2 separate regions of the Mus musculus genome follow, and region 2 is linked to region 1. The links are chromatin loops, found by intact Hi-C in ENCODE. Cell type or tissue: left cerebral cortex. All regions are shown on one strand. Each heading gives the region's core, and the rest is flanking DNA. Links, peaks and the distances in the headings are about the cores only. Region 1 holds the start of Prpf38a (PRP38 pre-mRNA processing factor 38 (yeast) domain containing A). Region 2 overlaps Tut4 (terminal uridylyl transferase 4).

Region 1 (11,378 bases), core at 1-8,000:
TTATCTCCTAGAACACAAGATTTTGCTCCATTTCACTTCCTGGTACTCCTTCAATACTCGAACCATATATTTTATATTTTGCCTTTCTAAGCTTGCTATGCTTGTTCAAACTTCTCTATGTGAGACTTAACCAGAGAACAAAGTCTCTGCTGGGCTTTTTTGAACCTTCCTTTGTCAATGCAATTAATCCAAGTCTCTTCACCTTTGCCTCAGGCAGACTTTTCAGACAAGGGTTAAAAAGTAGCCACATTCTTCACCAAAATACCACAAAAACAGTCTTTATGCCACATACTGAAATTCTTCTCCTTTGAAATCTCTTGGGCCAGGTTAACACAGTTCAAATTACTCCCAGCAGCAAAGTCTTCCATATTCCTACTAGGATGACACATTAAGTCTCATTTAAAGCATTCCACCGAGTTCCAAATCCAAAGTCCAAAAATCTATATTCTTTCAAATAAAATCATGGTCAGGCCTATCACAGCAATACCCCACTCCTGGTACCAACTTCTGTATTAGTCAGGGTTTTACTGCTGTGAACAGACACCATGACCAAGGCAAGTCTTATAAAAACAACATTTAATTGGGGCTGGCTTACATGTTCAGAGGTACAGTCCATTATCATCAAGGTGGGAGCATGTCAGTATCCAGGCAGGCATGGCGCAGGAGGAGCTGAGAGTTCTATGTCTTCATCCAAAGGCTGCTAGTGGAAGACTGACTTCCAGGCAACTAGGGTGAGGATCTTATACCCACACCCACAGTGACACACCCATTCTAACCAGGTCACACCCATTCCAACAAGGCCACACCTTCAGATGGTACCACTCCCTGATCCAAGGATAGACAAACCATCACAAACATATATTCTTTTTATTCACTGATGCAACACACAATTGTAAGAAATAAATCTTGTAACTTGCCCCAACTTTCCACAATGAAAACAAATGTCTCTAAAATAAAAAGCACAGACTCAAGCAAATTGTAGTACTCAGTAAGTATTCATTTAAATAAAATGGGAATATCAACTGAATGATTTATCTGTAGCAAATTCCTATTTTCCATCAAAGCTTCTATAATCCTCAAATAATCTAACTTTAAGATAAATGGTGTTTAAAGGGCATTTAAAGTCGTAAAGATACTAGGCATGATGGTGCTCAATCCCAGAAGTTGAGAAACAGAGGTAGGCAAATCTGAGTTCAAGTCCAGCCTGGTCTATATAGAGTTCTATGGCAGCCAGGGTGACACACTGAAACCCTCTCTCAAAATTAAAACAACAACAAAAACCTTATATAGTCATTTTTGGAAACTAAAAAAACTTTCATACAAATTCTTGGATGTATGCCCACTCTATGACTCGGTAATTCGTATACCTATCAGAAAAGACATGAACCAAAGTGTTCCCATTAGTAGTATAGAACAACAAAATTAATCAAACTATTAAAAAACTTGCACTGTTGTAGCTTGGAATTGTATTTTCCCAAAGGTCACCTGATAAAAGCCAGGGCTGCCATGTGATAGGCTTTTGGGAACTGATTGGCTCACAGAGTATCTGACCTCTTCAATGGATTAAAGGTTCACAAATTGATGGGCTACTTGGGAGATGATAGAAATTTTGAAATCTCTTAAAATCAAGGAAACAGGCGTTAGAGAGATGGCCCAATGGTAAGAGTACCTGTTGCCCTTGTAGAGAACCTGAGCACCCACACAGCAGCTTAAAACCAACTTTAACTACAGTTCCAAGGAATAGGACACCTCCTTCTGGCCTCTGGAGACACCAGGCACATACTTCATATATAGCCACATACATGACTTAGGTAAAAGGAGTAGATCCTTAGGGACAAGCCTTTGGGGTGCCCTTATCTTGTCCTAACATGACCCTAGACAGAAATATCTGAAATTGTAAGCCAAAGTAAATCTATCTTCCTTGTTTTTTTTTTCAAGTACTGTGTCATAGCAACAGAAAGTTGGCAAACACATGCACACAAAATGTAGGATTCCTCACAAAATGAAAAGATGACAAGTTAGATGCCTACAGTACAAAAGGCCTGCTACCTGCTGTCCTTAGGACTTCTTTCCAGAAATCCTAATTATTCATCAACTTTCCACTGAGGAATGACACTCATATAAAAGCATGTTGAAATGCTAATACACAGCTCAATCAACTACTCTTCCACACACCCCCAACCCCCCCCCTCCATCAGCAAAATGATTTTGATTATCAGCAAAAATGGTGAATGGACTGGGGAGCCAGGAGGATTGGTTTGGCAAAGAGAAGAGTTTGACTTCTAGCGATATCCATGGAAGGACACCACAAGTCTGAACCCAGTACAGGAACCATACCCAATGCAAAAACATAAAAGGAACCTTAATAAAAGTTAAGCCCAAACTCTTGACACATGTACCTCATTTAAATCTTTAAAGTAACCCCAGAACAATGTAAATTCATAGAAGATGCTCAATAATAAATATTTGCTAATGAAAGGGAGATGTTATCTTTGTACAAGTTAAGTCTGAACAGTCAGATACCAATAAGCTACCTTACCTTATGTATCATCGTATCACCTGTGAAAATAGTATTTACTTCTGGCAGCTTATTATATACAGTAATATATACAGCTTCCCAATCAGAGTGGCAGGTCCACCGGACCCATTTCCTAATCCACAAAATGGAAAAATAGTATCTCTTTTTATTCAACCAATATTATTTGAGGCCTGTGTGCTAAGCACTGTTCTAAGATAATCAGACTAAGAGAAAATACGGTATGATAAACCAATGCCCATCCTACTGTAGCCAACTATTGAAACAATGGATTCCAAGAAGTTTGACTTGTCCCCAGAACTTCATCCTGAAGCCAGAGGAACAACTTGTCTATAGGAAGGATTAGCAACAACAGTCTGGAGGAGCCTCTCAGGAGAGGGGGCTGAGATGTGTGTCTATAAGTGTTCCAGGACAAACGGGGCTACAGAGAGAAACTCTGTTTTGAACCCCCCTCCCGCACCTTCCCCAATCTAATTCTGAAAAAACAGGGTGTGGTGGTGCATGCCATTAATTCTAGGGCCTGAGGCAGAGGCAGTCTCTAAATTCGAGACCAGCCTGGTTCTGAGCAAGCTACAGGACAGCCGGCTCTACACAGAAAAATGTCTAAAAACCATTACAGTAGAAAATAATTACGATTATTCGACTTCTATGGAAAACTAAAAAGACCTCGTGACAGGAATCTCACAGCTCAAAGCTTAGAACTCCCAATTTCTCCAATTGTTAAGAGAAGGCTAGACCCAAGAAAGTAGAATACGAGCCATTAGATGTTTTCTCCAGTGATTGGAGATGAAAGCTCACTTAAGGGCAAGCCATGTGGAGAGGAGACGCCAAAGTCCCAGAAAGTGACTTAGAGAAAGTCTGTCTCTGGGCGGAATCACCAGTAAAGCGGAGAGCAACACCAGCTCCGCGGTTCCAGAGGAAAGGTTGCGAGTGCTTTTCAGAAGCAGTGCACGCGGAGAGCCAAAGCCTTAGGCTCCCCACCGAGGGCCGGCGCCACCCGCTTCTCCGAGGTCTCCTTCAGTGCAGGAAGTGTTCCTGGAGCTCCGGGGAGGCGAGAAGGTTTACAGGCTTGCGAGCGGTGCCGGCACCGACGGCCCTAGGTGCACGTGTATGCAGTCCGTGGACAACGACCCGCACTCACCTCGCCGACGCTTTGCAGTCCAGGCACTGGAGTAGCTGGGGGACGCTCGCTCGTCCAGGTCTGGCTCCTCCGGGAGACCACGGCTACAACACGTAGTCCCAGCTCTCAGCTGACTAAGAACTGAAGGCACAGGAGAAAACTTTTCGCGCCACTAACCGAAACCCCGCCCACAGTGTGATTCTGATTGGCGTTTCGGACACTCGCCACGCCCTCCCGGGGGTTCATGACGTACTTCCGCCAATTTGCTTGGGCCCTCTCTGGTGCGGGGTGTGCGTATTCCGGCGAAAGAGTTCTACGCCACAGCTTCCGGTACGAAGCTGGTGGCTTTCCGCGGTCGCAAGGGATTCCTTAATGTTTCCCTAGCCTCCGGTAGTCCTTTTTTTTTTTTCCCTTCTTTTAAATAAATACTGAATGTGACGTATTAAGCAAGCCGACGGAAATAGAATTGAAAGAGTTCTAAAATGGCGAACCGTACAGTGAAGGATGCCCACAGCATCCATGGCACCAACCCTCAGTATCTGGTGGAGAAGATCATCCGGACGCGAATCTATGAATCAAAGTACTGGAAAGAAGAGTGTTTTGGACTTACAGGTGAGCGACAGCGCGCAGCCCGCGTCTCGGCTTACGGGTGGTTTCTTCTGTCTGAGTGAGGAAGGACGGACCCTTTGGGGGTGATACTGGAAGAGTATGTCAACTATTCATATAAACTGCTCTGTGCCTGGACTTGTACTAGACGGGACACAGACAAATCTGACACGATCTTTTTCTCTTTTCTCTTTTTTCTTTTCCGTTTTCCGAGACAGGGTTTCTCTGTAATAGCCCTGGCTGTCCTGGAGAACTGCTGGCTTCGAACTGCCTCTGTCTCCCGAGTGCTGGAATTCAAGGAATACACCAGCACCGCAGGGCTCACCGGTCTTTCCTTCTTTCTTTCTTTCTTTCTTTCTTTCTTTCTTTGGGGGGGGGGGGGGGTGGGCTCCGAGACAGGGTTTCTCTGTAGCCCTGGCTGTCCTATGTCCTGGAACTCACTTTGTAGACCAGGCTGTCCTCGAACTCGAACTCAGAAATCCGCCTGCCTCTGCCTCTGCCTCCCAAGTGCTGGGATTAAAGGCGTGCGCCACCACGTCCTGCTTGACCGGTCTTTCTTTTTTTTGTTTTGTTTTTCGAGACAGGGTTTCTCTATAGCCCTTGCTGTCCTGGAACTCACTTTGTAGACCAGGCTGGCCTCGAACTCAGAAATCCACCTGCCTCTGCCTTCGAGTGCTGGGATTAAAGGTGTGCGCCACTACACCCGGCTTGACCGGTCTTTCTTGATGCTGAAGGATTTCTTTAGTTTTTTTTTTTTTTTTTTGAGCCATTCCATTTTTTTAAATTAATTAATTTATTTGTTTATTTATTTATTGATAGTCTGCTGGGTCCTAGATTGTTTATCTCAGGGACCAGATAAGGGTTCCTTTAATGCAGCTTGAAGATGTTCAAGGAACTTCACCATTCCTATAATAAAATTCTTGCTGTTCTTAAATGGGTCAGTAGTTTCATTTTTGACCTGCTTCCCCTAGTCCTTTAGGTTTCTGTTTTGTTTTGGGGTTTTTTTGTTGTTGTTTTTTTCCCCTGAGACAGGGGGCCTTGGATGGCCTGGAACTCTCTTGAACACACAGAGATTCATCTGCCTTCCCCTTCTGGTCCCTAGGATTAAAGGCATGAGCCACCTCGCTGGCTCCTAAGTTTTTTAGAGTGGCTCTCTGTCAGCTGTCGTAGCTTTGTTCAGCTTCACCTGGTGTGACTCTGGCTGTGGTTCTTGAGCATGTAAAATCACTTAAGCTCTTTTTTGTTCTCATTATCCTTAGCTGGAAGCCAGGACAATGATTATTTGTTTTTTTGTTTTGTTTTAGACAGGGTTTCTCTGTGTAGTCCTGGCCCTGGCTGTCCAGGAACTCACTCTGTAGACCAGGCTGGCCCTGAACTCACAGAGATGTGCCTGCCTCTGTCTCCCGAGTTCCGGCATTAAAGTTGTACACCACCCCAGACCAGCATCTGGTAGTAATAAGAGGACTTTTCCCTCATAATTTGTTGTATAAAGATTGAGGACTCATGAGTCCCACCCTTCCTTGATGGACTAAACAATTAATGGAGACTGGGACGAGGGGTCTGTCTCTCTCTGTAGTGCTGTAGTTCCAGGCATATGTAGCCCTGGCTGTTCTAAAACTCACTCTGCAGACTAGGCTGCCTCAGACCCAGAGATCTGCTTACCTCTGCCTCCTGAGTGCTGGGACTGAGCAATCATCACCATGCTCAGGGTTTTTTGTTTTTTTCCTTTTTAAGGCTGTTATTAATAAGCTCTTGTTCTCTTAATATTAAATTCTTATTGACTATTTAGGAACTCTAAACCTTTAGCTATTTAACCTTCCAACCAAGAAAAACTAAGGCCAAGAAAAACTAAAGCCTTTAATATGTCTAAGATGTATGTCACTTTGTTTTTGGCTGTTTCAGCTGAACTTGTAGTGGACAAAGCCATGGAGTTAAAGTTCGTTGGTGGTGTGTATGGTGGAAACATAAAGCCAACTCCTTTTTTGTGTTTAACCTTGAAAATGCTTCAGATTCAACCTGAGAAGGATATCATTGTTGAGTTCATAAAAAATGAAGATTTCAAGTGAGTATGTTAACAAGTACAACACTTCTAGTGGTTCAGAATTGGCTTTGTTAATAGGACTGTTGTGTTTCATTTCCACACGCTTTTGCCCTTGAACTTGTATTTTGTTTGCTGTGGTAACATAGACCTAACTCCCCCTTCCCCCAAACAGATTTCACAAATTAAATAAGTATACACACATAGTATTTGTACATATGCATACATACACACATACACACAGATTCTCATCAAAGCCATATGTTGGTAGCCATCAGATGTGGGAGTCATACAACATAAGATGTTAGTTGAAAGGTTAGTTCTGTATCTTATTTAGACTTTGTTACCTATTGACTGTGACCCCATAGAATTTCTTTAATTATTTAAAGCCTATCAATGTAGGGTAAACGTAATTAGCTGTTTCATATTATCTATTCTCTAGGAATGCAGAGGCAGGTGTAGGAGGCAGGTATATTAGCTGATCCTATGCCGAACAAAATATGTTTTAAGGGCTTCACATATAGTGATTCATAGATCTGTGGCTGAGATCAAGCCTGAGGGCAGAAAAATGCCAGGGGGCTGAGTCTGATTCCTCCAATGTGAGCTGGAGAGGTAAAGCTGGCTTCAGAGGATGGTTTGGTTTGGTTTGGTTTGGTTTTTTTGAGATATTGCCTCACAATGCAGTCCTGGCTAATCTTGTATTTATGGCAGTCCTCTATCCGCTGCCTCCTGAGTACTAGGCTTCACTTAGGATTCCTGCCAGAATGCATATTCATTGCTGTACTGTTCTTCTCACATGATGAAGCTTGAATTTCAAATGGAGATTTGAGTAAGGAATTGGATATATGAGATGAAAAAGGAGGGATAATACTTAAAAAAGACAATTAGAAATTAACTTAGTAAGAACATATGCTCATACTGTTGATAACACTATAGTTTTCTTGCATTTATTTATTGCACCAAGGTAGTACATTAGGTAGCAGATTCTCCATTTTAGAGGTTGAGAAAACACGTTCAATATCTGGTACTAAAGTTAGTAATTTATGAAATCAGAATTTTAACCTCTATGACTTTGACCTTTATCTAGAACCTACATTTGTGCCTATGTATGCATGTTCTAGCATTATTATAAAATATATATTATGTTTACTGTGTTGTAAGTGTTACCTTTTTGGAATCTTAGGCTAATTCTGTAAAGTTTTACAGATGATATACCTGAAAGTTGAACAACATGTAGCAAGCCCTCACAGCTCGTGATCGGTAGATTAGGAAGTTGACTAGGTCTCCATATTTTAGCCATCATCTGTTCTACGATATCTTCAGAATTACAGCTTTATCTGATAACAAGAAGAAAAAAAAAAACCAAGAAACATTTTTACCGACTGTTGTCATGAGAAAAGCCAGTTATAAAACTCAGGAAGTCTTGAAATGGCCTGCTGTTTCACTGTACTCTCTCTGGTAGGTATGTCCGGATGCTGGGGGCACTTTACATGCGGCTCACAGGAACTGCAATTGATTGCTACAAGTACTTGGAGCCTTTGTACAATGACTATCGAAAAATCAAGAGCCAGAACCGAAATGGAGGTATGAGGCCAAGTCTCTAGACTGTTGTTCCTTGGCCTGTCACTCGTTTTCACACGCGCTGAGTGTTCCTGTGCATGGGCATTGTCGCTGTGTCCCTTCCGTCAGGGGAAGCCTTAGCCTTGGTGGGCCTTAACCCCTTGGGAACATGGCTGCCTTCCTTCCCTGCTGCATTTCATGTTAAACACTGACTTAAGTCAGATATATTTTCCACATATGCTCCATCCACAAGATGTAGAAGCTTCAAAATGGTTTCTTTATAAAACCTGCGTTAGCCTGCCCAAGGTTAGTTTCCAAATCCTACAGCTTGACATTCTTTCCCCTGCAGGCTGCTTCTCTAGGATTGTTTCCACACTATGCTGTACTCTGTAGACTAAGTGGACCTATGTTACTCATATAGGGACTCCACTGAAGATACTAAGCATATCCAAGGAGATGTTTCTATCTTTTTTTTTTTTTTTTTTTTAGGTATTTTCCTCATTTACATTTTCAATGCTATCCCAAAGGTCCCCCATACCCACCCCCCTGTTTCTATCTTTTGTAGCTACATCTTTGTTTTGCTTTGTTTTGAGGACATGTAACTCTGTACTGTAGCTGAGAATGACTTCAAACTTCTGATTCTCTGGCCTCTGCCTCTCAAATATGGGAATTACAAGAGTGCACTACCATGCATGTCTTGGGAGGGAATAGTATTGGAGAATTGAACCTAGGGAGGGCAGCATGCATGTGAGGTGAGTGCTCTGCCACTGGGCTACTGGCCTTGGCCTTGGAGATACACCTGTGCTGAGGAAGGATTTCTAGTAATATAATCAGAGACTCTCCAGTGGAGAGACACCTATCTTCTTCGGGATATAGAAGATTAACAATTTAGTGTGAGTTGAATATTCCCCTATTCAAAATGGCTTAAAACGAAAGTATTGCAGATTTCAGGGCATTTTAGATTTTAGAATGGTCATATAAACTATCAATTGATCATCTCTATCCAGAAACCTCAAATACTCCTTAGGAATTCTCAATCTGTATTATACTTTAAACTTTTATTAATTTATTTCTTCACTGAAACATATATATTGAGAGTTGGTAATATGCCAGGTGTTATGTCACTCACGAACTAGAAGCAACATGACTGTGGTATCTAAGATGCTCTGTGGTGGTCCTGTGCATGACAATATGTTGAGCAGTATCCCGGCCCACTCACTACTAGACTTAATTACACTTTCTTTGAGTAGGGTGATAGAGGTATGCGAAGTCACTTGAGCCATACAACTAAGTTAATATTGCTATGGAGATTCTAAAAAATTGTCATTTTATGTTATAAAAAAATAAATATTTTTGTTTTAATATTTTGTCTATATTGTGATTGTAAGCACGTATGTGCTATTGTGCATGTGTAGAAGTCAGACAAATCTGAGAGTTATTGGGGTTTGTTTTGTTTTGCTTTTCCTATTGTGAGTTCTAGGACTCAAACTCATATCATCAGGCATGTGTAGCAAGAGCTTTGACCTACTCAGCTATCTCACCACAGGCCTCTAAAAGAGAAATATAGTATATTTGGGGACATTATGGATTAGTGGGAGAAGTTACTATTAAGTGATCTATTAAAATTAACATGAATGATGATTCTTGAGTTATCTAATCTAGTCAAGACTATATGACATAATTCAAGACCAATAGTGTCTGCCTTTATGTTTCTGTCTCCTGTTTTTTGCTTCTGCTACCTGGAACAGCCTCATTCATCTCTCTTTTTTTTTTTTTTTTTTTTAAGATTTATTTTATGTGTATGAGTACACTGTAGCTGTACTGATGGTTGTGAGCCATCATGTGGTTGCTGGGAATGAAGATTGCTTGCTTCAGATAGCCCTGCTTGCTCCAACCTAAACATTTATTTTTTATTATATCTAAGTACACTGTAGCTGTCTTCAGACACCCCAGAAGAGGACGTCAGATCTCATTGTGGATTGTTGAGAGCCACCATGTAGTTGCTGGGATTTGAAATCAGGACCTTCAGAAGAGCAGTCAGCACTCTTAACCACTGAGCCATCTCTCTAGACCCCTCATTCATCTCTTAGTTTCTTTCTAAAGAGGCTTGACTGGGCTGATACCTCCTGTCAAGGCTGAGACCCATATGGTTGAAGAGGATAAATTCTGGAAAGTTTTTTTCTGGCTGCTACATATATTCTGTAGCAAAAGCTTGTGCATGGGCGTGGTATATGTAAATAATAAATGTAAGTAAACATTTTTAAAGAGGTAAGGCACAAAGTTGGGGACTTAGTCCAGTGGTAAGGTAAGGTTGGGGATTTAACATAGTGATGAAGCACTAGCAAGCACAAGGCCCTACTTTCAGTTCTTGTCTCCAAAAGAAAGGAAGGAAGGAAAGGTGTGGCACGTAGGGAGCTTCACATAAACTTTCATGATTCTTTTACTCTTTGCGTAACTAAGTCATTTGCAGGTTGCTTAATCTAGTCATTTTTCTCTTCCAGAGTTTGTGCTGATGCATGTAGATGAGTTCATTTATGAACTCCTGCACAGTGAGAGAGTCTGTGATATCATTTTGCCCCGGCTACAGGTATGAGACAAAGGTCACCTTTTACTTCTCACATAAACACAAATACCTACTGAAACACTGAAGCTTTAAGAGTTGTCTTAATAAGTCCTTATACCAAAATTTACAAAGGGTAGGGAATGAGATAAAAGCAGGTAATGTTTCATGGGTAGGCTTTGAAAATGAATAGAGGAAAGGATGTCTTATCCCAAATATACCTGGAGTATTGTTTTTTCAAATTGGTAAGCTAGGCTAAGAAACAGAAGAAAGATCACTCAGAATGAGAAAGAAAACACTCAATCCTTTAAACGTCTTGTGTCTTGTTTATCATCTTCCTTCACACCCAAAGTGATAACTATTCATGAAGCAACAAAAAAAAGGAGAACCTTTAGGCCTGAGAAAATGGCTTAGTGGGTAAAACACTTGCTGTACAAGCCTGACACTCTGAGTTCATATCCTTAGAACCCACACAGAAGGAAGACGGAGGATAATGCCAAAAGCTTACAGATCAGCTAACCTAGCATCCACATGTACACTCTGGCATATGTGCTTCACAGATAAAATTGTAAAATATTGAAAGAACTAAACAACCTTACCGAAAGTTTATTGTGCCAGGCATAATAATTGTGGTGCTGGACTTTAGTCCCAGCACTTGGAAACCTGCTCTAGCTCTAGGACAACTAAGCCTTCATGGTGAGACCATCTCAAAAAACAAATAAGCCTCACCACCAAAGAACCCTACAAACAACAACAAAAACAAAACAAACAAAAACCGCCCAGTGTTAGCGAAATGGTTCAGTGGTTAAGAGTGCTTGATCTGTAAACATAAGGACCTGAGTTCAAGTCCCCAAGCACCCATGTAAAAAGCATGGCTGCTAAGTACCTATAACCCAAGCTTGGCAGGCAGAAACAGACAGATGTTTAGAACTTGCTGGCCAGATAGTATAGCCAAAAT
Region 2 (11,378 bases), core at 2,054-10,053, 72 kb after region 1:
TTTGGAAAAAAAGAAAAATCAATAGTTAGTCTCCACCAGCAATTACATTTCCATGCTTATACAAACAGATCTTATAACTGCTAGGCTATCAAGAGAATACACTTTCCCAAAGTTTCCTAGTCTAGGATCCTAGTGAGTTCTTGAAAACAGAGCAGAGATAAAACAAATGTGGCATCTTTTCTTCCATAAAATTAAAAGGGGAAAGGGAAATATTAATTTTAAGAAATTAGATACAGTCAACTCAATTACGGTTTCAAGCAAGAAATTAAGAGAACCTGTATCACTGTGCTTCCCTGATACACAGTCACCAAATGAAACATTTCAAATTCCAGTAAACACACTAACAATTTCATTTCTTGTCATAGTGCCTTTCTGAGCCAGAGTCTCACTCTTGTAGTCTAAGCCAAACTGAAACTCATTAAGGCAATTCTCCTGCCTAAGCACCCCAAGTGCTGTAATTGCAGGCATGAACAAACTACATTTGGTTTTTTGTCATAGCATAATTACATGGTTGGAAGTTGATGTGAAACCCAGTCAACATCAATCATCATTGTCATTAGCTTACACAGGAAGAAAGCTTAGGATTCAGTGTTAAATGATGGGGAACATACACAAATAGTTCACACATGTACAATGTATTCTCTCACCTTCAATGGCTATCCGCCTTTTAGGCCAGTTTTTGTTCTCTCTAGTTAGAATATCTTGTATCCGTACACATATGACATATTCCTCCAAAGCAAAATCCAGTGTGTAAAATTTTAGCAGCTCCAACCACAACTGTCCCAAGGGTACCTGATTTGGTGCTTCCAATGTTAAAGGAGACTGGAAAAGAAAATACTTTTAATTCAAGTTTCTCAAAACTATAAAATAAAAAAATTGATAATTAGAAAAAAATAAAGTACATATATTTTCAAAGTCAGGCATAAAGAAAGCACTTTTTAAAAAAGCAATCAATCAGTTTGAATTACAGAACTCCAAGGAATTCTGTGTTTTCATTAAGCCAGTGATTATCAAGTTTGAGTGCACATTACTATCACCAGGTGAGCATGAAATTCCATATCACCTCCAAGAATCTGATTTAACTGATATGGCATATTTGGACTGAGGACGGGGTGCTGTATGTGTGAGTGTGTGGGATGAGAAAGCTGTAAACAGAACCCAGGGGCTTATCCTTGTAGGTTTTTGTGTTTCTTTGTTTCTTTGAGTAGGTGTGTTTCATGCTGTAACAAAGGCTAGATACAACCTTCCAAATATTAAAATTACACGCACTACACTAGTCTTAAATTTTGTAAAGCTCTTTACAGTGAACTTCATGCACAGTCAAGGTTGTAAATTACTGGACAGCTATTACAATTTCTTGTTGCAAAATTTATTTTCAAAAACTAAAAAAGATTGTTATTCAGCAAACCTTTCTTTAGAACCTACTATGTTCCTAGATTTGAGCTAGGGATATTAAAATAAAAAACCTCATATTTACAGCATATAATGGCTACCGTCCTTACTCATGCTTGCCTCTAAAACCTAAGCCTACATTAACAATGCTCTGAAACACATACTACCAAGCAAGGTGCTGTCTGATGATCACCTGGCTTCCTGGCTACTTTATCTGTGGGGTTGGGTTGGGTTGGGTTGGGTTGGGTTGGGTTGGGTTGGGTTGGGTTGGTTTTTCGAGACAGTGTTTCTCTGTGTAGCCCTGGCTGTCCTAGAACTCATTCTGTAGACCAAGCCGGCCTCAAACTCAGAAATCCACCTGCCTCTGCCTCCCAAGTGCTGGAATTAAAGGTGTGTGCCACCACTGCCCAGCTATGTGTCTGTATTTTAAATCACCACATTATACTTCCACCCAAATAAGGTAGAGTCTTATTCTGCAGACACAGATGATTTTTGACAACAGCAGTAAAAGCTAAAAACTTAAGGTGGGATTTGGAATACTCTGGAAAGAAACCAAGGTGCATGCCTTCATGACGCTTACTGCCCCAAAAAAGAAAATAACACATTGGTAAGTAAATTAAATAGTAAGTTAGAAGCAGCTAAGTGCCATGGAGGGGGATTGGGGAGGGAGGGTTAACATAACAAAGAAGATGGGAATCTAGGAACAAAAAAAATTTACAGTGAGTAAACTCAGTCTCAGAAATCAGTTTTGTTGAAGAATCCTAACCTGACTGGAAAAGAAAGTATTATAAGAACAGGGAACCGATAAACATATCTAATGCAAAAGAGTGGCTAACTTTAAAAAGAAAACCAGATGACTCTCAGCATCACAGGAGGAAGGGGAGGAGAGAGAATACTAAAAGCTGGTAGAAGAAGCAGAGTGATCCAATAACTACTGGCTTTTTTCTATACTAATTAGATGAAAAACAACTAAACCATGTTTGTGTAAGGACAAACAAGGGCAATATCTAATTTAACTTTTTAACAATGACTCAGATTATGTTGTGCCAGGCATGGTGGCGCACGCCTTTAATCCCAGCACTCGGGAGGCAGAGGCAGGTGGATTTCTGAGTTTGAGGCCAGCCTGGCTACAGAGTGAGTTCCAGGACAGCCAGGGCTACACAGAGAAACCCTGTCTGGAAAAACCAAGGGGGAAAAAAAAAGACAGATTATTATGTTGTTAAATACAGATAAAGGCTGGGAGTACATGCAGAGATTATCTGTTAGAAGGCTATAGTAAAAATCCAGGCCAGAATGAAATTGGCTAGGACCAGGTTAGTTAACTATATGTGGTGAAAAGTGATGGAATTTTGGATATACTTTGAAGTAAAGATAACAAAATTCAAGATTTCTGAATTACTTGATAAAGGGTTTTCATGAAAGACAGGAATAAAGGATACTTCTGAAATTTTAAACTGGATGCTTGAAAGGACAGAATACTATCAACTGATGAAACATGAAAAACTTCAAATTTGACAATAAGACCCAAAGGTGAGTTAAGATACATAAAGATATCTAAGCCAACACTAAATAGGGAGTTATATACAATTACATAGTTCAAAACAGAGTACTTGTCATCCTACAGAAAGCGCTTAACCTATCAAAAGAAAGAAGACAAATCAAAAAAGATCATAAGCCAAGCTTGTAGCACTTCAGCATTAACTGACTGAAGGAAAAGAACAAATCAGCAAAAGAAACTGAGAAAGACTAAGCAGCAACAACTGTGGTGTACTGAAATTATACCAAGGAAATAATCAACTGGAAATGTTACTGCACCAAAAGAGATAGTTTTAAGTACCCATGAAATTTAACAAAATAGAAGCTGATAATGTGTTTTTGGCAAATTGATAATGTATAAGAAAACAGAGAAAAATAAAAAATATGGATACTATAACCAATTCTGTTAGTTTTACTACAAAGGGAAACCAAGCAATAGCTCGGAAAAAGAGCCCCTAACATTTTTCTTTAAAATGGGAGAAAAGGCAAAATGTTTGACTCAATAATAAATGAAAAACTTGGAACTTAGGAAGGAAAGAAAACTGCTAGAGTAATAACTGTCCTGGATTAATTCAGAAGGCAATGGAGAAGATGCCTGTAGATTCCAAACTGGAAGTTCCTTTACAAAAAGAAGTAACAAGGCAGAATGTGAGTATATGACAGCAGATGATGGTGAGTTTACAGCCCTCTGTCGATTGCTTCAGTATTTTCAGTAAACTAAAAATCAAGATCATTAACTGGGATTACTGAAGAAAATCAGGGAAGTACAAGAATTCAGTGTTGAAGAGAGCAATCATTTCAAACACAAGGCATCTATAATCTTAAAACAGTACAGGTTTCTGAGGGGCAATATCCATGTATATTTTCCTACAGTTGTCTAGCACTCAAGAAAATGCTTGGAACACAGCAGGTTATTAATAAGTGTGTGCTGAACTAATTAAATAAGTAAGCCAGCCCCTTATAGAACAAAAGACTTTTATTTCTCCACACAATCTGGCTACAAAAATCCATAATATGCTTAAGCTTTAATGAAAACCTAATTCATAAAGGGAATTTTACAGGTTGAAATGAAAAAGGAAACAGGCCAAGCAGTGGTGGTACACGCCTTTAATCCCAGCACTTAGGAGACAGAGGCAGGTGGATTTCTGAGTTTGAGGCCAGCCCGGTCTACAAAGTGAGTTCCAGGACAGCCAGGGCTACACAGAGAAACCCTGTCTTGAAAAAAATCAAGAAAGAAAGAAAAGAAAGAAAAAAAAAAAAAGGATAGGAAAGGAATGAGGAAACAGAATTAATTGCCTTGACAGGATTCAAACAATACATGAAATAAATGTATTAGATAATCTCAGTACCAAAAACTAAAACAGTTCAACCCCTCACTGTATAGTTGAGGAAATGAGGCCAAGAGCTCAATCTACTGCTATTCAAGAAGTTCACTAAAGGTGTCATAAATTCTACATGTAGAAAAGCCAAAACAAAAAACAAAAACAAAAGCTTACTTTGCCATGTTTTGCCTTCGCAGCATTACTTTGGTTGTCTGTTTCTGTCTTCTTGGTATCATCTTTTGGTTCGTCTGCCTTAGCTTTGTTTTCATCAGCAATTAAGTTTTTCTCAGTTGCACTACTTGAATTATATTCCCACTTCACAAACTTCTCTTCTACTATGCCCTTCAGCTGAAAGTCATCCATTCTTTTCGGGTCAAAGCCTTCAATCTATATAAATGGGCATTCCAAATTAGTAATAAAAAATTATTAAAAAATAAAAGAGAGAGAAAGAGAAAAAATAGAGAAACTAGAATTCCACCTTAAAATGTTTGAGCACAACACTCCATAAGAACTACACACACACACACACACACACACACACACACACACACACACACACTGCAATGCAAACGCATGCTTACCCAACTTCCAAGTAAGCAAGGAAGAAGAGGGGGTTTTCTTTGTTGAAGAAAAAACATCACCATCAAAGCAAAGCAGTAAGAAGGGATTCCACCATCAGTTTGGGAGTCAATATAGCACAGCTGCAAAATAAAATAGAAAAAAGTTCTAGCATTGAGCTTTCTTCACTCATGTGAAACACAGTAGCTCGTTCTTCACTGTTTTTGTTTTGTTTTACAAAAAGTCCAAATAAAAATGAAACCTAAGAAATAATCTGGAATCTTACCATTCAGAATATAATACCCACGTTACTGATTTCCTGAACACATCCCCCATGTTTTGATACAGGATTTTACTGTGTAGTCTAGCCTTGAACTTGCAAGCATCTTGCCACACTTGTCTTACATGCTCAAGTGTTAAAATAAATAGGGTATTGGCCGGGCTCAATTCTTTTTTTTTTTTTTTTTTTTTTTTTTGGATTACATTGATGGATTTTCGTATATTTTTTTTTCCATTTTTTATTAGGTATTTAACTCATTTACATTTCCAATGCTATACCAAAAGTCCCCCATATCCACCCACCCCCACTCCCCTGCCCACCCACTCCCCCTTTTTGGCCCCGGGCTCAATTCTTATCTCTGAGAATATCATATGCCATAAAGAATTGGTTCCTGAAGCTGGCGAGATGGCTCAGTGGTTAAGAACACTGACTACTCTTCCAGAGGTCCTGAGTTCAATTCCCAGCAACCACATGGTGGCTCACAGCCATCTGTAATGGGATCTGAAGCTCTCTTCTGGTGTGTGTGAAGAGAGCAATAGTGTACTCATATACATAAAACAAATAAATCTTTAAAAAATAATAATAATAAAAGAACTGGGGTTCCTATGGACAATTTTTTCAAAACTGTAAGGTTCAGCGTCTGATGACAGAAGTGTCTCCCAGTGAAGAATCTTGTTCAAATTCCCCTCTCCAAATGAGCAGCAACGGCCACTGCCAAATCCCTCCCCAACTACTAAGTCTTTTATTTACGATAATTTTATTTACTATAGAACTATTTTAAATTATTTGTGTGTAAGGAGCCATTTGCTTCCCTTCTGGCATGAGAACATGACTATAGTGTAACAATTAAAAATACAATGTAACCCGGTGTGGGGATATATGTCTTTGATCTCAGCACTGGGGAGGCAGAGACAGGTGGAAAGTTCAAGTTAAAGTAATGGAAGCAGGGTGTGGTGGCACACACGCCTTTAATCCCAGCACTCAAAAGACAGGCAAGAGGATCTCTGTGAATCATAGCACAGCCTGATCTACAGATGAGTTCTGGGGCAGCCAGAGCTATACAGAGAAACCCTGTCTTAAAAGGCAAAATAAACAAGGAGAAGGAAGATGGAGAGAGAGAGAAAGAGAGAGAGAGAGAGAGAGAGAGGGAGGGAGGGAGGGAGGGAGGGAGGGAGGGAAGGAAGGAAGGAAGGAAGGAAGGAAGGAAGGAAGGAAGGAAGGAAGGAAGGAAGGAAGGATGGATGGATTAACTCTTTAAAGGGAGATTAACAGCACTTGTCCTTGTAGAGGACCTCAATTCAATTCCCAGCACCCACATAGCAGCTCACAATTGTCTGTAACTCCAGTACCGGAGGCTCCAACACCCTCTTCTCACCTCCTCCTCCCCAGGTCCCAGACACCCAACACATACATTTGAGAAAAGCACCTGTACACATAAAATAAATAAATTTGAAAGAGCAATGAACATAAATTAAGTGGAAAATTCAAAAAATAAACAATTTGCAAGTCTAATTGCATGGCACTGTCATAAATGTTCTATTTTATTATTCTCTTACTTATAAATTAAACTTAACCACAAATGTGAATAATGAAAAAAATAAGTATTATAATGGTTTAGTGCTTATCTATAGTTCCAAACATCAACTTGAAGGACGGATAAAGGAACTTATTACATGCATATGAAACCTTATTTTAATGTCTTTGGTGAAATCAGTCACACAATTTTCCATGTGGGGCAGACAACTACTTTCTTCTACACATTATAAATTATATGTCAAAACAAGAAAAAGCTTGACTAATTTTCTTCTGTTCCACTTACCTTAGCCCAATAGCGAAAAGCTAGCACTAAGGGAGTGAAGACGGGTTCCACTTTGCCAAGAGCAGCAAGTAAGTCAGTTGTGAGACACGCCATATCATTTCCTGCACTTACTCTACACAGTAAAGCACTGTGAATGAGAAACAATTCATTGTATTAACGCCTTTAAAAGAAGAATGCTTCAAAATCCCAGACGCTACTCTTTTCCATCATGATATTTTAATAACTGAAACAGTTACTACAGGGACTGGAAAAGTGGCTTAGTAGTTAAGATCCTATACTACTCTTGTAGAAGACACTAGTTTCATTCTTAGCACTCACAACAGATATACATATAGATAAAAAAAATAATTGTTTTAAGTCATAGTAAACCATTTCTTCTATTTATTTCTTGTGTATGATCACATGTGTACCATGAAGTGCATGTGGAAAGCAGAGGAACTCGTGCAAGCTGGGTCCCACAGATCAGGCTCAGATGGTCAGGTATGGGGACTAGTGACTTTATCCATGGAGCCACCTTATCAGCCTACACTTGGGATATATAGATATATATGTAGATAGATATAGATAGATAGAGAGATATATAGATTTAAAAATACAATTTTAGCTCAAGAGAAAATTACAAACCTGAGCCACCATTAACACTAGCATACTTCTCTCTTAAATCATTCTCTTTTGCTTTGTCCATGATTAAAAAAATAAAACAAATTTACTAGCTATACTTCTCAACTTTAATTTCATATTCAAGCTTTCATAATGTTGTTGGTGCTTTCAATTTAAAGATTAGAATTTACTTATTAATCCATGACTCATGCTTTTGTAGAAAACAGGAGCTCCCTTAAGAATGAGAGGAATATAGTAGAGAATATCTAGAAGAGGGAAAGGGAAAAGAAAGAAAGAAAGAAAGAAAGAAAGAAAGAAAGAAAGAAAGAGAGAGAGAGAGAGAGAGAGAGAGAGAGAGAGAGAGAAGGAAGGAAGGAGAGAGAGAGAGAGAGAGAGAAAAAAAAGGAGAGGAGAGAGGAGAAAGGAGAGAGGAGAGAGAAGGGAGAGAGGAGAGAGGAGAGAGGAGAGAGGAAAGAGGAGAGAGGAGAGAGAAGAGAAGAGAATAATGAATCTAAAGCTGCATGTACCATACAGGCAGTTTAATACAATGTTAAAAACAAAAAATCACTGTTTTCTGTTTTACTATGACCTACCAGAAGTCAAATGCCTATTTTCCAGTATTGAATTTGCCTTAAAGGATATAAATTTGTACAAATCCTTACCCCTCCCAGTCTCAATTTTCTAATTTAGAAAATAAGGAAGTTAGGTTGAAAAGATGGGTTAGCCAGCTTGAAGACTTCAGTCCCATCCCTTACAACCCAACCCATCCTGGAGCCCATGAAAAGCTTTGAAGGAGAACACTAAGACTGTAAAGTTGTCTTCTGACCTTCACACATGTGTCAGGGAAAGCAATGTTCACACATACACATTCAATCTACTTAAACTAGATCACCATAAAACCTTCTGACTTTAAATAAGAAAATATGTTAGACTACAAGAAAAACAACTGAATAAATCAACAGAAAAACATCTATTTTTGTACTTTTCCCCCATGTTGACCTCAAGTAAAATTCAGCATCCTACTTGATTTTTTTAAGACAAGGCCTCACTATTTAGTCTTGCCTGGTCTGGGACTCACCATGTACACAAGCCTGGCCTCAAAATGATAGAGATCTGGGGCCTCTGCCTCTCCAGTACGGTGTATAAAACCATGCACCACCAGAACTGGCTAATTTTCCTTTTTCAAAGGTACTTTTACCCTCTCAGGCCTAGAGAGAGACATCTGACTAGAAAGACAATGAGTCATGGCAATTAAACAAAAACTACATTGTAAAAAAAAAAACACTATTTTGGGTGTGTGCACGCGCGCACATGCATGCACGTCCTTAGTGGATGTCAGAAGGCAACTTTTAGTCTCTCTTTTTACTGTGGATGTATGTCTCAGGATAAGCTCAGTTTTTCAAGCTTAGCAGTAGGTGCTCTTACCCACTAAGCCATCTCACTAGCCCCTCGATTATAATAGGCAGTAAAACCTTATCAAGAGTGGCTATTTCTTAATTTACGTTTATATGTCCAGAGCAATATAATAATTACACAAAAGTAATTGCTCTTAGCACTGTTGGGTGAGTAAATGAATTTAGACAAATAAAGAAAAAAAAAGTTTTACCTAAAGTGTTTTATTTTTAATTCTCTGCTAGCTCAATTTCTTAATCACACGCATTTGACGTGCTTTAATAGATGACAGCTAGTATAGTCAAATAAGCCTAGTAAGAAACCTAAGGCACACAATTTCTTCTCTTGAAGTTGTTTGCCACAAATCTGATTCTTTGTATGTTTTTTTTCTTTTGGGGGGGAGGGAACCCTGTGTAAATACCATGTAAGTGTTTATGATTAATGGCTTATATGGAATCCAAGGAATAGAACTCAATTTGTCAGATTTATGTGGCAAATGAGCCATCTTGCTGACCCTGGGGTGAGTGTGCATATGCATGTGAATATGTTCTTGCAAGTGTATGTACATGTTTATGTATATATTCACAAACATGGACAGATACAGTCACACATGTGTATAATAAGCAGAGGTACATAAATTGTGGGTATCTCTGACTACTGTTCTTTATGTTCCTATTTGAAACAGGGTCTCTCACTAAACCTGAAGCTCAACATTTTAGATAAGCTGGCTGCCCAGCATGTCCCTAGAAACTTCCTGTTTTTTCCAGGAAGATGACCCAGCTTGTTATCTAGGTGCTGGGGATCCAAACTCAAGTCCTCAGGTCTCGTGTTTGTGCAGCAAGCCCTTTACCCACTGAGCCATCTCCTGAGCCATACAGGCTTTTGTTAGTTTTTATAAATACCTTATTTTCTTCATTACCAACCTTTTCCGATCTTTGCACACCACAACAGGAACTTTAGCATGAAAATCAGATTCCACATCTATATATAATGCTAATAAAAGGGGGTGAAAGTAAGTTAATGTCAATATTTCTAGTAAAGAGTAAGTAATAATTTCATTCTAAAATTCACTCTCATTACTTCTGTGAAATAATTCACTCTTCTCATTACGAAAATGAACCCAAAAGAATCTCTTACCTCTCCTGGAGTCATTTGTTATATGCCACAAGCCACAACAGTATCAAATACTGTCTGAAAAATCATAAGCACCATAAGACCTCTAAAATGTGAATATTTCCAAGTAGATATGGAAATGTCACTCACGAATATACAACAAAGAGGGCATATCACTTACTTTTGAGGGCTACAGCCATAGAAGTATGTTTTGCTTTCAAGTATAGCTCTTGACCCCACCTAATTAATATTTTCAAAATCTGCCTAATAGAAGCTCCTAAGGAGACACTAACATGGGAAGAGCATATGTCTGCAGTGAAATGTACCACCAAAGTAGACTTCATGTCATAAATCCCTACTTCGGGGCCTGGGGATAGCCCAGCAGGAAAGGTTCAATCCCCAGCATGCATGTGTTGGAAGGAGAAAACAAGCATGAACAGGTATATAAAATAAATTAAACTTTAAAATTAAATATAAATATCTACTTTATGTAAAAACAGATGGATTGACATTTCATTTGGAAAAAAACTCAAAGAAAAATCTCAGTAGTACCTGATGGAATGATTTATGATTAAAAATATGTACTAGAAACCCGTTATGTCAGAAATATCTTTATACACAGTGACTATGGCAGAAAAACACAAAAAATTTTATGAGAGGTTTGAAACACAAAATATGAAAAATCTTTTAGATAGCAGGTTTATATTAAATAGAACATACTTTAAAATGCTTTTAAACCTACATATAACTTAGGATGATCTCTGATGTGAAAGAGATGAATGTTTTAAAGTTATAATAGGCTGAACACTTCTCTATAATTCTCAAGAAGCAAAAACCATTATGTTTAACTCATATTTATAATATGCTTTTAAGTTTTTGTGTATTTAAAACAAGTATGTTATTTCTTATATAAATTAATTTCCTAACCCAATGGTAACAAGCTCATAAATGGGCTAATAAGATGACTCAGCAGATAAAGGTCCATGTCTCCAAGCCTGACAACCTGAGTTTGATTCCAGGGACCCAGAAGGTATAAAAGAACAACTATCATGCATATACCACACCACCACCACCATCACCATGACACACACACACACACACACACACACACACACACACACACAAACAAACCTAAGTAATTAAAAAAAAAAAAAAAAAAAAAGGAGAAGGATGAGCCAACTAATTTACTAGGGTGTAATATATAAACTGGGGTGTGTTTTGAAATACTATACTCTTTTATTTTTATTTTGCTTGAAAGTATTTTACCTATGTAAATATCTTTTTTTCTTGTAAAAAGCATTCCAGACAAGTAATATATGAAAAAGTACTAGGCATGATTCAGTTGATACAACACAATGATTAATTT

The links. A loop is a pair of places that touch in the nucleus more often than their neighbours do. Peaks named below come from ENCODE experiments on the same cell type or tissue, not always from the same donor. Only the 100,000 strongest peaks of a DNase experiment are listed, where the experiment ranks them.
Region 2: it touches region 1 in a loop (2.3-fold over the local background); 8 of 42 quality-filtered maps call a loop at or near these places.

Annotation. Positions count from the first base shown.
Region 1 is chr4:108,571,875-108,583,252 of GRCm38, reverse strand. It overlaps Prpf38a (PRP38 pre-mRNA processing factor 38 (yeast) domain containing A), which reads left to right and starts at 3,917. Exons shown (of 10, transcript NM_172697.3): 1 at 3,917-4,268; 2 at 6,165-6,324; 3 at 7,763-7,884; 4 at 10,362-10,447. The coding sequence starts at 4,139. Orc1 (origin recognition complex, subunit 1) reads right to left here and starts at 3,799. Exons shown (of 17, transcript NM_011015.2): 1 at 3,678-3,799. In left cerebral cortex, for the core only: no CTCF peak of the experiment used is centred there; a DNase peak (open chromatin) is centred at 3,930; H3K4me3 peaks cover 1,803 bases; H3K27ac peaks cover 567 bases.
Region 2 is chr4:108,501,480-108,512,857 of GRCm38, reverse strand. It overlaps Tut4 (terminal uridylyl transferase 4), which reads right to left. Exons shown (of 31, transcript NM_175472.4): 9 at 9,823-9,892; 10 at 6,908-7,034; 11 at 4,832-4,951; 12 at 4,425-4,637; 13 at 648-822. Among named protein-coding and RNA genes, the nearest start is that of Gm23138, 9.1 kb to the right of the region's middle. In left cerebral cortex, for the core only: no CTCF peak of the experiment used is centred there; no DNase peak of the experiment used is centred there.